2 separate regions of the Homo sapiens genome follow, and region 2 is linked to region 1. The links are chromatin loops, found by intact Hi-C in ENCODE. Cell type or tissue: A673. All regions are shown on one strand.

The links. Hi-C counts contacts between places; a loop is a spot of excess contacts. Peaks named below come from ENCODE experiments on the same cell type or tissue, not always from the same donor. Only the 100,000 strongest peaks of a DNase experiment are listed, where the experiment ranks them.
Region 2: it touches region 1 in a loop (2.3-fold over the local background); 1 of 110 quality-filtered maps calls a loop at or near these places.

Annotation. Positions count from the first base shown.
Region 1 is chr18:67,877,885-67,881,884 of GRCh38, reverse strand. The region is part of intron 4 of DSEL-AS1 (DSEL antisense RNA 1); the gene reads right to left. Among named protein-coding and RNA genes, the nearest start is that of LINC01903, 65 kb to the right of the region's middle. In A673, no CTCF peak of the experiment used is centred here; a DNase peak (open chromatin) is centred at 2,394; H3K4me3 peaks cover 821 bases; H3K27ac peaks cover 2,774 bases.
Region 2 is chr18:68,613,037-68,617,036 of GRCh38, reverse strand. No RefSeq gene overlaps it. Among named protein-coding and RNA genes, the nearest start is that of TMX3, 100 kb to the left of the region's middle. In A673, no CTCF peak of the experiment used is centred here; no DNase peak of the experiment used is centred here.

The DNA of each region.
Region 1 (4,000 bases):
TGGAATTTATAGCAATATAGACTTATGAGCATGTAGTTTTCGTTAATGTAATTTCCTTGGCAGGTTTTGTTATAAATATTATAATACCTCCCTTCTAAAATATGTGGGAACATCTGTCATTATCTATTTTTTGGGAACTTTTAAGTTTGGAATTTTTTTTTCTTTAAAGGTATTAATATAAATGTAAAGGAATAATTTATCAGTGTTGATCTCATCTTGACACACAGCTCTTTAAAGAGAAGGAAAAAATACTGTTAAATTTTTATTATATTTATGCTATTCATAATGAATATATTTTTATTTTCATTAGGTTTAGGTCTTCTCTATTCAATTTATTTTCTGTTTGTTCCACTTATTCTTTTTTCTTTTATTTCTCATTCAAAATGTTTTATTAAGATTAACCACATTTTAATTGTTTTCTATTTCTGTGAAGATTGTCTTTGCTATTTTTATTGGAACTGCATTGAATCTGTAGATTGCTTTGGGTAGTAGGAGCATTTTAACAATACTAATCATCCCAATCCAGGAGACTAAACTGGGAGGATTGCTTGAGTCAGGGTGGTAGAGGCTGCGGTGAGCCAAGATTGAGCCACTGCACTCCACCCTGGGCATCAGAGTGAGACCCTCTTGCAAACAAAAAAATAGCGTTAAACAGGAAAAATTTTCTTTTAGACAGATTGTAGAGCGCAGTGTCTATAATTACTAATAGTATACTGGAAATTTCTAACTTTCTAACACATTAATTTCAAATGTCCTGTCCACCAAAAAAAAAGTATATGAGGTAATAGATAACTTGATTAATGTGATTTAATTATTCAACTTTGTATACATATATCATAACATCTACTTTTAACATACAAATATGTATAATTATAGCTTACAAGTTATAATAAAATTAATATATATTTTGGATATTAACTTCTTGTCAGATATATAATTTGGCATTTTTTTCTTATTTCATAAGTTCTGCCTTCACCCCGGTAATTATTTTCTTTGCTGTGTAAATGCTTTTCAGTTTGATGTAATTTCATTTGTCTATTTTTGCTTCCATTGGGAAATTTTTGGGGTCAAATCCAAAATATTAGTCTCCAGGCCAATGTCATACAGTTTTTCTCCTATATATTCTTCTAGTACTTTTATAGTTTCAGATCTTTAATCCATGTTGACATGATTTTTGTATATATTGTGAGATAGAGCCCATTTTTCTTCTTCCACATGTGTATAAAAACCAATGGGTCAAAGAAAAGATCAAGATGAAAATCAAAAACTATCTTTGAAAAAACAACATGAAAACATAACATGCCAAATTTTGGATGCAGGAAAAGCAGTTCTAAGAGGAAAATTTACAAAAAAAAAAAAAGTCTAAGTAAAGAAAGAAAAGTTTTAAATAAACAAGCTAATGTTAGCCCTCAAGGAACTAATACAAAGTGCAATTAGCAGGGAGAAGGAAATAATAACGTTCAGAAAAGGAAAGAATGATATAGATACTAGAAAATCAGTAAATCAATGAAACTAGGAGTTATCTTTGTGAAAAACAAACAAAATTGATAAACCTTTAGCTAGACTAACAAGACAAAAAAAGAGAAGAGATAAATACAATCAGAAATGAAAAGAAGATATTTCAGCTGAAACCACAGAGCTACAAAGGATCATAAGAGATTGCAATGGACAATTATACACTAACAAATTAGATTACCTAAAATAAATGGATAAATTCCTAGACATACACAACCTAACAAGATTGAATCATGAAGAAGTAAAAAATTGAATAAACCTATAACTAGCAAATAGATTGAATTGGTAATTTAAGATATTTCAAGAGATAAAAGCCCAGAACCAGATGACTTCACTGGTGAATACTTCCAAAAATTTTTAAAAGAATTAACGCCAATCCTTCCCAAACCCTTTCAAAAAATTGAAGAGGAGGGAATATTTCTAAGCTCATTATACAAGTATAGCATTATCCAGATACTATAACCAGACAAGGCACTACAACCTTAACAAACACAGATGCAAAAATCCTCAACAGAAGGTCACTCACTATGACCAAGTGTGATTTATTCCTGGGATCCAAGGATAGTTCAAGATATGCAAATCAATAGCTGTGATGTAGCACATTAACACCATGTAGGGTAAAAATCATTTAATCATCTCAACAGAAGCAGAAAATAATATTTGACAAAATTCAGCATTTTTATGATAAAAACTTTCAAAAATTAGGCATAGAAAGAATGTATCTCAATATAATAAAAGCCACATATGACAAATCCACAGTTAATGGTGAAAAATTGAAAGCTGTTCCTCTGATATCAAGAACAAGAAAAGAAGGCCCATTCTTACCTCTTTTGTGCCACGTAGTACTAGATACCATTGCCCGAACAATTAGGCAGGAGAAAGATATAAACGGCATTCAAATAGAAAAGGAAGTAGTGAAACTGTCATTTACTGACAAGGCAATATATATGGAATGCCATTAAAATGCCACCAATAAAACTGTTAGATCTAATAAACAAATGGTAAATTTGCAGGATACAAAATCTGCACACAAAAATCAGTAGCATTTGTATACACTAACAATGAACTGTCCAAAAATTAGTGAAAAAAATTTCATTAAAAATGGCTACAAAGATACTTAGAAATAAGTAATATTACAAAGACCATAATAAAGACCTTAATTATATATATGGTGTTTTAATTTAATTAATCATTATAATTCAGATCTTTAATCCATTTTGACATGATTTTTGTATATATTGTGAGATAGAATCCATTGTTCTTCTTCCACATGTGTATAAAAACCAATGAGTCAAAGAAAAAATCAGGATGAAAATCAAAAACTATCTTTAAAAGAACCAAAATGAAAACATAACAAGCCAAATTTTGGACGCAGCAAAAGCAGTTCTGAGAAGGAAATTTACAACAAAAAAGTCTATGTAAATATATTAAATAAATATATTAAATATATAATCTATTATAGTCTAATATATAGTCTATTAAATATATAATCTTAAAAATTTAGTAGAAACATAGAATAAAATATTTGTTGTATAGTAAGTCTTGTATTACCATTATAATATCTCGACTTAAGTCTTAGGTAGAATGTTTGCATACATTTCACAGGTGACATTAAAACATATCAACTGTGACTGTAAAATTTGTTTTAAAACCAATCTTAAAAATATTTTTTCCATTTTAATCACCCCATGTCAAAATGTTTTTTATTTTACATTTCCTAATTTTCCCTTGTTCTAATGTTCTAAACTCCCATCCTTTGATTTTTAATTTTTTAACCTAAATTAGAATAATGTAATTTGTCTTTAGCAAAACATCTATGCAAGATAATAGTAATAAATACTAATAAATTCCTTCGACATCTTGCTAAGATCTCCTGCACATAAATGGAGTGTCCTAAGCAGTTAACTGTAAGCAAGATTAATTTATACAAGAAACACATATAAAATATTATCTAGAAGTTAACTAATCTACAATGTCAAATTTGCTATGCATGGTAATTAGCGCTATGAGAGAAATTCACATGCAGACGAACAAAGACTTATCAGGAGGATTAGTAGCTACTCTATAAATGTGTAATTGTGTCCTTTAACATATCTTTTAAATTATTATACAATTACTTTAACTTTAAAATGTGATTCAGAAGTCTGAATTTTTTTAATATTACAGTTATGTACTCAAATCGAAACAAAATTCAGTTACTTTATTGAAAGTTAATAGACAATGATGAACTAAACACTTGCATTTTATGATCGCTGTGGTGTAAATGAAGCTTTACAAATATTTATCAGGCTTTGAGTTTAACAAGTAAAAATGTTTAAATTATTAAAAGAATAGTTGAAGGCTGTGGCACAGTCTTGAATCTTAAATTCTTTAAATATAGCGTTACCATGACTAAAGATCTTCATAATTAATGAGACAAAAAAGAGACACTTTTATTTAACTAGAATTATCACTATTCATATCATTTTGAAATTATGTTATTTTA
Region 2 (4,000 bases), 740 kb before region 1:
TTGCTTGTTCCTAGTATATTTTCTGCTGCTGGGGAAAAGGCACACAGCTCTCATCTCTTCCATTATATATTTGAGATAGTTCACTCCAATCTCAACTTAAGGCTTCTTAAATAAATGGTACATTTAATGGCAAATACAGAAGTCAATATATATTTGTGTGCCATTTGATTCTAGTTACAAATCATGTGTTGAGCTTTCTGTTTAGAAATGGCGTCCTTTTGATGCATACAGAAACTAAACTTTTTTTTTTTTTTTTTTTTTGAGATGGAATCTCACTCTGTCTCCCAGGCTGGAGTGCAGTGGTGTGATCTCGACTTACTGCGACTCCCAGGTTCAAGCTATTCTCCTGCCTCAGCCTCTGGAGTAGCTGGAACTACAGGTGCTTGCCCCCACACCCAGCTAATTTTTGTATTTTTAGCAGAGATGAGGGTTCATCACGTTGGCCAGGCTGGTCTCAAATTCCTGACTTCAGGTGATCCACCCACTTCAGCCTCTCAAAGTGCTGGGATTACAAGCATGAGCCACTGCACCTGGCCAACTTTGTTTTCCAATATGAAGATGGCAAAAGTCCCCAGAAGTTTTCAGAAAGACTACATCTGCATGCTCAGAGAAAATCCATAACCTGTGGTCCTGTCACTAAATGTTTTGTTGCTGCTGTTGTTTCATGTCTACATCTAGTCTATAATTTTCCTGTATCTCTTTTAGTCTTTCATGTGGATGCTATCTCCCCACAAGTTCCAGGCATTAATCATAGCTGTTAAAAAATTGCCATTTGAATGAAGATGTGGCTCAGTCCTTGTATTGGTTTGCTAGGACTGCCTGAAGAAGGTACCACATACTAGGTGGTTCAAACAAAATAAATTTATTGTCTCACAGTTCTGGAGGCTGGAAGTTCAAGATCAAGGTATTGGCAGAGCCCATGAAGGATCTTGTCCCAGCTCTCTGGTTTGTAGATGTCTATCTTCTCATCTTTCTGTGACTTCACATCATCTTCCCTGTGTCTGTATTTGTGTCCACATTTTCCTCTTCCTGTTAGAACACAACTTGTATTGGATTACAGCCCATACCAAAGACCTCATTTTAACTAAATTGTCTCTACAAAGAGTCTATCTCCAAATAAAGACATATTCTAGAGTACTGGCACTCAGTACCATATGAATGTCAACATATGGATTTGAGGGGGAAACACAATTCTGTCCTTAAAAGTCATTTTACAAATACCTCACAAAAATCTAAGCTGAGAGGTGGCTTTTCCATGGTTCTATTCCCCATTTATTTTTAGGGCACTTAAAAACAACTTAGGATACACAAAACAATATAATATCAGAAATTGCCGGTTATTAAGAATAAGGTACTAGCATGTACTTTCTGTAGTTTCCTTTGAAATTATACATTAGTGAAATAATGCAAGTTTTTTTCCCTAAAACTTATCTTTTTTTCTAAAGGTAAAAATTTGCTTTCTCATTATTCTTATATACATTCTCATTTGGTTTTACAAAAGCAAACTAAAATGATGAATAGTATATTTTTGGCTACGAACCTTCTCAAAAGATTTGAGCTATTGTAAATTACCTCATATCTGGGTTGCCTCAGTGAACTGTGACACTTTGTGGTACTTTTCCTTTTTCTTCCTCCTCCTGTTTCTTCCACCAGAGTAAATGTTTTCTAGTTTTCTCATATTTTCTTCATCAAAATAGACTCTTAGGAAGGACAGATGAATTCCTTTACATTGAAATGTAAAGTCAGGACTTGATAATGCCATTTCCCATGAATATTTTGACTTTAATTCAAAATCATTTCAGTAAAGGAATAAAATGTTCATTTCCACCCATGGAATTATAAACATGAAAGACTTTGTGACACCTCTCTCCTCAGAATGTGGAACCCTCCCGTGGCCTGTGAAAGTTAAACCAATTAATACAAATAAGCCCTTAAAATATTGTCTGGAACACAGAAAACTTTTCATAGGTCTTAGCTATTGCTATTGTAGCCAAACATTTTGAATAATATACACAAAATGAGTTTATTTAGTAATGAAGGATCTGTAAAAATCTTTTCTAGATAATTGAAGAGGCATTTTTTCAGAGCAATCCATTCCACATTTTTATTTATCTTATCTCTTTTAATTTTTTTCTCTCACTTTTAACTTATTCTTCACAGAATATTCTTTTCATTTTTTTCCCTGAAATAAAGCTGTAACTTACATCTGGTCCAGTATGACCATATTTACTTTTATTTGCACAGTCAGTTTCTTAGGCTTCTGGTTTGTGATTTTTGTACTTTAGGGACAGACACAGGTGGAAATTGCAAATTAATGTCTCTGTGAAAGTAATCATTTGCAAAGTATCTTGGGCACTTGAAAGGCATTTATCATGTAAAGTGTCTTTGTTTATTAATTGCTAATTATGATTAAGTGATGCTGCCAAATAGCTAGAAACAGCAGAGACCCTTTCTCTTCACAGTCTCAGTTCTTCTCAGAGCCTTCTTGCTACTTTGCTGAAAATAAAATTCATAGCTTATTTATTGAAACTATTAGAATAACTCTACTGGATTTTGGAATGAACAAACTAGCAAAAGAACATATGGCTGCAGAATGCAAAGCATCCTTCTGTCCAAAGAACTGACTGTGGGAAAGAGTATACATTTACTACTATATTATGCTTGCATTTTTCAGTTTCTCTTTTTATCATCATAATTACCATTGCCTGGGTGGTTACAATTGCCCATTTCTTACTCTCTGTCTTGTCTTGACCAGAGTTTAATCAAGCTTCTCTCCTCACCAACTTGATCAAGCACTAAAATTGAGAACATATCTCCTGACTTGCTTCTCCTGAGCATCGACTGACCATGGATGAGACACATTCCCTATCAGATTCCAACAGCTATGGCTCCTTGTATGCCCAACTTCCCCTTAAAAAATCTTGCAAAGGGCCAGGCATGGTGGCTTATGTCTGCAATCCCAGCACTTTGGGAGGCCGAGGCGGGTGGATCACAAGGTCAGGAGCTGGAGATCAGCCTGGCCAACATGGTGAAACCCCGTCTCTACTAAAAATACAGAAATTAGCTGGGTATGTGGCATGTGCCTGTAATCCCAGCTACTCGGGAGGCTGAGGCACGAGAGTCGCTTGAACCCAGGAGGCGGAGGTTGCAGTGAGCCAAGATCACGTCACTGCACTCCAGCCCAGGTGACAGAGCGAGACTCCGTCTCAAAACAAAAAACAAACAAACAAAAATCCTGCAAGGGTCTTTTTCCCTTTCCTTATAAATCAAAAACCTTTCCTATTTGAATGAGACACTTGCAGATTTCTGAGATAGAAGGGTTCTCTCTATTGCAATAATATTTTTGAATAAAGTCTTTCATCATCTAAGTCTAGATTTTGATGGACTTTCCCTCTGTTTCTTGGTGTGCTGTCATCCTATCATTCCCTTGGTTTTAAATATTGTCTAGTCAGTAATGATGGTAGTAATGAAGATGATGATGGTGATAATGATAAGGGATACGATGATGGCAATGATGGTGATGATAGTGATGATGGTGATTATTAATAAGACTGATCTTAGTAAGGGCAAATACTAATAAAAAATTAGATGCTAAATTTTTCCTTTAAAGACAAGAGACTTCTTCACCCCGTATTTTAGAACATTTACTTTAGAAAACTTGTAACTGTAACTTCTTTCCCTGCCATTTTGAAATGTATAGAATTTTTTTAGAGCTAAATAAGCCTCTTTACAGCCGCTTTCCTTTTTATGACTCTGAATTGTCCTTCTTAGTCCCTAGAGCCACCTCTTTGAAATGTAACCATTCAGGCAGACAGTGCCTCTATCTCTCATTTTCTGTAGAAAGGTAGGAGCCTAACTTCAGCAGACACCTCTCTCAAAATGATTTCTGGTCATAAAGATTTAAGAAATGTATTTTTCTTTGTATAAAGTCAATTGGCAAACACAGATCCTCACCCTAATTACCAAATGCATTTAGGTTGAGCTATGTGCAACAAATTGT